Regions from separate parts of the Homo sapiens genome. Here region 2 is linked to region 1. Evidence: chromatin loops called from intact Hi-C (ENCODE). Cell type or tissue: dorsolateral prefrontal cortex. All regions are shown on one strand. Each heading gives the region's core, and the rest is flanking DNA. Links, peaks and the distances in the headings are about the cores only. Region 1 overlaps SAFB (scaffold attachment factor B). Region 2 overlaps PTPRS (protein tyrosine phosphatase receptor type S).

Region 1 (2,906 bases), core at 323-2,822:
GGCGGCAGCAGCTTTTTGATCTTAAAAATACAGTTTCCTTGTCACCTGAGAGCTCTCTGAAAGCAGTGTGTGAGCTGACTTTTTGGATCAACTTTACTTTTCCCTTCTTTTTAGGCAATTGAAGATGAAGGTGGTAATCCTGACGAAATTGAAATTACCTCCGAGGGAAACAAGAAAACATCAAAGAGGTCTAGCAAAGGTATGGAGGATTTCATAAGCAAGTTTCATGTTAAGTGCTTTCTTCAAAACGAATACATTGCTAATGTGCCTCGTTTACTTGTCTGTGTGTTGGACTTGTGAACCACTCTGAACTGGGAGCCTTCAGCGAAGCTTTGCATTTTCTTTCAAGATCTCTCTACTGTGTTTTGTTTTCTTGGTATCTGGGAATTCCAATGGAGGATGGAAGGAGTATTTGTCCTTTATTCATTTTCCTCTGTAGATTGTCAGCGGTCCTTAAATAAGGAGTCTTTTGGGAGTCAGTCACAGTGGCGTGTGCCTGTAATTCCAGGCGACTCGGGGCTGTGGTAGGAGGATCACATGAGCCTGGGAGTTCAAGACCAGCCTGGGCAACATAGCAAAACCCAGCTCTACAAAAAAACTTTTAAAGGCCCGGTGTGGTGGCATGCATCTGTGGTCCCAGCTGCTTGGGAGGCTGAACCGGAAGGATTACTTGACCCCAGGAGGTTGAGATCAGCTTGGGCAACATAGGGAGACCCCCATCCCCACCAAAAAGAAATTAGCCAGGCATGATGGCATGCACCTGTGATCCCAGCTACTTGGGAGTTTTAGGAGGGGGATCACTTGAGCCCAGGAGCTCAAGCCTGCAATGACCTAATGATTGCACCACTGCACTCCAGCCTGGGTGACAGAGCAAGACCCAGTCTCTCTTAAAAAAAAGGGGGGTGGGGGCGGGGCACAGTGTCTCTCACCTGTAATCCCAACACTTTGGGAACCCAAGGCAGGAGAATGGTTTCAGTCTAGGAGTTTGAGACCAGCCTGGGCTGCCTCTATCCACTGCCAAAAAAAAAAAGTACCTAGGCGTCGAGGCACGCCTGTTTTCCTAGCTACTTGGGAGGCTAAGGCGGGAGGATCATTTGAACCCAGGAGTTCAGGGTTGCACTGAGCTATCATGGCACCACTGAACTCCAACATGGAGTCCAAAAAGTAGGACTGCCTGAGCCTCCTATTGCTTGGACTTGGAGAAAATAACATCCCTTATAAACAGCACTTGGCAAAAACAGAATTGTCACTTTAACATTTCTTTTAAAAGCAGCTTATACAGTAAAAGTCACATTCCACATGACATGACTCTCACCATCTTACCGAAATCTCTCTTGCCCATCCCCCACACCCTGTGCTTTAGTCAGGCCCCAAACACGTGATTTACTCTCCTGGTTCTCTGTGACTTCGCTCCGCCCACCCTTCCCCATCTGTCTGCCTTAGAGACCTAGTTCCTCAAAAGACAACTGATCCATCCCACCAATAGCAACTCGTCTCCTTGGGTCCTCTGTCCTCCCGTGGCATAGTTCCTTACCCCTTGGTTTAATATTTATGTCATCTTGCCTTCTGTCAAGAGCAGATTGATGAGGACTAGGGCTGTGTCTTGTTTATCTTTCTTTCCCCTTCAATGGTTTAACTTGGTAACACTCAACTATTGGCTTAAGAAAGAATCAGCTGAGGCAGGGCGCCGTGGCTCACACCTGTAATGCCAGCACTTTGGGAGGTTGAGGCGGACTGGTCACCTGAGGTCAGGAGTTCGAGACCAGCCTGGCCAACATGATGAAACCCCGTCTCTACTAAAAATATAAAAATTAGCCAGGTGTGGTGGCGGGCTCCTGTAATCCCAGCTACTCAGGAGGCTGAGGCAGGAGAATTGCCTGAACCCAGGAGGTGGAGGTTGCACTGAGCCCAGATCGCACCACTGCACTCCAGCCTGGGCGACCGCAAGACTCCATCCCCCTAAAAAAAAGAATCAGCTGAAGCTGGGCTTGTAGACCGAATGTTCTCTTGGTTCATGTAGAGTTTTCCCTATCTGAAATGCTTGGGACCAGAAGGGTTTCATTTTTTGGATTTTGTGCGGTATTTTCGTACGCATAATGAGATAATCTTGGGATTGGGGCCCAAATCTAAACAAGAAATTTGTTTCTTATACACCTGAAGATAATTTAATACCATATTTTTTATAATTTTGTGCATGAAACAAAACTTTCACTAATTCCACACATCAGGTGTGGAATTTTCTACTTGTGGCAATATGTCAGTGCTCAGAAGGTTTCAGTTTCAGATAGGGTTGCCCAACCTGTAATTGAAGGCCTGGTTCTCAGGGCCCAAAACTAAATGAGATAATAACTAATACTTGGTGGTGAAGTACTGGGTTTAAATATCTGAGAGTCAGGCCCCAGTGTCAGCCACAGTGTTTGGGGTAAGTGCTGGGAGAACAGCAGAATGAAGTCACTTCTGTGGCTCATGATACATTGCGTGTTTTTGCCTTTACTCAAGTATACTTCTGCCAAGGCAAAGAGTCCTGGAAAATCAATGGAGAAAGAAATAATAAAAGCAAAAAACAGAGCCTGTGGATCTCCTTTTTTGTTTTCCTTTTTCTTCTGATAAAAGCAAATACTTGTACTACAGGCTTTTGTTGCTGTTTTTGTTTTGTTTTTGAGGTGGGTTCTCACTCTGTCACTCAGATGGAGGGTAGTCGCGCAGTCATAGTTCGCTGCAGCCTTGAACTCCTGGCCTCAAGCAGTGCTTTCACCTCAGCCCCACAAAACGTTTAGATTTCAGTTGTGAGCCACTGCGCCCGGCAGGTTTTAAAATACGTGCATGGGAGTAAAAAGCAGAAGTTGTTCACAGTCGGGACAGCCCACTACTAAAAGTTAGGCATACTTCTCCAGACTGTGTGTGTA
Region 2 (2,906 bases), core at 273-2,772, 330 kb before region 1:
CAAACATTTCCAAGCCCCGATGCCAGGCACAATCCTAGACACACAGTGACCAAGACTGACAAAGATCCCTGCCCTCAGGGTGTGGATGCTCTAAAGAGGGTGACACATGAGAAACAAAAGAAATCAAATCCACTGTGGGTCAGATGGTGGTAAGGGCCCTGAGGATGATTGGGTTCAGGGTTGTAGGATGAGGAGGGAGGATCGCCTGAGGCCAGGAGTTTGAGACCAGCCTGGGCAATATAGCCCATCATCTCTACAAAAACTTTTAAAAATTAGCTGGGCCTGGTGGCGCATGACTGTGGTTCCAGCTACTTGGGAGGCTGAGGGCGGAAGCATCGCTTGAGGCCAGGAAGTTGAGGCTGCAGTGAGCTAGGATGGTGCCACTGCAGTCCAGCCTGGGCGACAGAGCGAGACTCTATCTCTAAAAAAATGTAAAATAAAATAAACACAGGATAGGAGAGAGGGGAGGTGACATGCGAACAAAGACCAGGAGAAGGTGAGAGAAAGTGAAAGAGGATTCCAGGCAGAGAGCTCAGTCCATGCAAAGGCCCCGGGGCAGCACTGCACCTGGCGTGTTGGAGGAATGGCGAGGAGGCCAGTGTTGCTGGAGCAGAGTGAGGAAGGGGAGACAAAGAGGAGGGGAGGGGAGGGAGGGGAGGGAAGGAATGGGGACAAGATGCGCACGGCCTCAGAGGCCTCCAGGAGGAATTGGGCTTTGACCCTGAGGAAGGTGGGAGCCATGGAGGGCTGTGGGTAGAGGAAGGCCCTGACTCAGGTACTCACAGACATGCTCAGCTGCTGTGGGGAGGGCAGACTGTGGGGGATGACTAGGCTGGGGCTGGACTGGGTAGAGGATGAGGGAGAAAGGCACATTCTAGGCAGACCCAATAGAATTTTCTAAACGGCTCATTTGGGGATGTACAGAAAAGAGGGGACTCAAGGATGACTTCTGGGTTTTTGGCCTGAGCACCCTAAAGGTTAAGGGTGGCCACCTCCAGGAAGCCCTCCCTGATTGCCCCGCCTACTCCGTGCCCTTGGGGGCTGACCCCTGGACCCCTCCAAAAACGTTCCATTGATATGTCCTCTGTATACACCCAGGAGGCGGCTGCCCTTGGGGAGGAACACGGGGCTGGATCACGTCAGCTCCCACAGCTGGGACGTTGGGGGGTAATTTTTTTCAAAATAACTTTTCTTCTAATTATAAAATAGGCGCGTGCAGCAGAAAATTAGGTAAAATCAGCATAAAGAAGAAAATAAAAGTTACCCACAATCCATCCCTCGCCTAGAGAGAAACTGTTTCATGCGGCCGTTCTCATTCATTCTTTCCCTGTACATGTGCTGAGCACCTACTGTGTGCTGTGCTGAGGACACAGTGGTAAGCATGATGGAACCAGCACTCCTGCCCCTGTTGGGGGGCACAGACTAGTTGCAGGGGGGATGGACACCCACAGAAAAACAAACACTGTCAATAACATAAGGCCGGGCAGTGCTAAGAGATGCCAAAAATAATTAAATAAACCACACTGCAAGGCTGCAAAAACTGGGGGGTCCCTGGGGGAGCCTCTTAGAAGTGGTGATAATTGCATTTACACCTGGAGGAAGAGAGCAAATCAGACATACAAACACCTATGACAACAGAGTTGCAGGCAGGAGGAACAGCAAATACGATGGCCCTGAGGCTAACCATTTCCTTCCAGTCTTTCTTTTCTTTTCTTTTTTTTTTTTTTTTTTTGAGACAGAGTCTCGTTCCATCGCCCAGGCTGGAGTGCAGTGGCACGATCTCGGCTCACTGCAACCTCTGCCTCCCGGGTTCACACAATTCTCCTGCCTCAGCCTCCTGAGTAGCTGGGATTACAGGCGCACACCACCACGCCCGGCTAATTTTTTGGGTATTTTTAGTAGAGACAGGGTTTCACTATGTTGGCCAGACTGGTCTCAAACTCCTGACCTCATGATCCGCCCGCCTCGGCCTCCCAAAGTGTTGGGATTACAGGCGTGAGCCACAGCGCCCGGCCTCCTTCCAGTCTTTCTTCTATGCATACGAATGGGTGCTTTTCTTTCGTTCGATGGGGATCACCATTAGCAGACCATGTTCCAGTGTCCGGGTCACAGAATTTAATCAATTCCCACTTGTTTATCCCATTATGTCCCTTATAAACAACACTGTGAGGGACATTCTTAGACACAGCTGTGTCCCTTCGTCTCCTGAAGAAACTTCCAAAGCAGGGGTGACTGCATTGGGATGTTCTCAAGCCTTTAAACCTTCCCTGATGGGGAACCCTCAGATAAAACCATACCCTTGACCGGGGCAGGACCCCCTCCCCCAGCCTGTCTGTCCCACCTCCTTCATATTTGGCACCAAAACCCCCAGACATTTCATTTAGGTACAAACTCTGTACTCTTGGCTGTGAGAGCCAGAGAGAAACTGGTTGGGCAGCTTCCTCTCAGCTTCCCTGCCCTGGTCTTGCCCATGCCCAAGGCTCCCGCCTCCTACCTAGCACAGCATTCATGACCCGGGGCATGGGCGGGTGCCAACCAGCCAGGAGCCCGCCTCACCCATGTTCACATCACAGCCCTGGCGCCGGGTCTACCCGCCAGCCGCACCGCAGCGGGCATGATGCCCACCACAGGCACGCCCCAGCTCCATGTCTGCCTTTTTCACCTGTCCGCCCCCGCAGGCCAGGCTACCTTCCCCTTCCTGGAAAATGTGTGACACCTTCAGGCATGGCTGGATCCAGCAAAGCCATTCCTCCCATGTCTTCCCCAACTCTGCTGATAGCAGCTCTGTCCTTCCAGGGGCTCAGGCTAGAACCTGGAAGCTGGCCCTCACTGCTTTTCCTCCCTCACCCCATATGGTGTTGGTCTGGAAATACTCTCACGTTTGTCTCCTAAATTTCTACTCACTT

The links. Hi-C counts contacts between places; a loop is a spot of excess contacts. Peaks named below come from ENCODE experiments on the same cell type or tissue, not always from the same donor. Only the 100,000 strongest peaks of a DNase experiment are listed, where the experiment ranks them.
Region 2: it touches region 1 in a loop (3-fold over the local background); 1 of 110 quality-filtered maps calls a loop at or near these places.

What each region holds. Positions count from the first base shown.
Region 1 is chr19:5,626,291-5,629,196 of GRCh38, forward strand. SAFB (scaffold attachment factor B) reads left to right here. Exons shown (of 21, transcript NM_001201338.2): 2 at 115-199. Among named protein-coding and RNA genes, the nearest start is that of SAFB, 4.7 kb to the left of the region's middle. In dorsolateral prefrontal cortex, for the core only: no CTCF peak of the experiment used is centred there; a DNase peak (open chromatin) is centred at 1,391; H3K4me3 peaks cover 969 bases; H3K27ac peaks cover 2,009 bases.
Region 2 is chr19:5,296,079-5,298,984 of GRCh38, forward strand. The region is part of intron 1 of PTPRS (protein tyrosine phosphatase receptor type S); the gene reads right to left. Among named protein-coding and RNA genes, the nearest start is that of PTPRS, 43 kb to the right of the region's middle. RefSeq lists an enhancer at 2,121-2,621. In dorsolateral prefrontal cortex, for the core only: no CTCF peak of the experiment used is centred there; no DNase peak of the experiment used is centred there.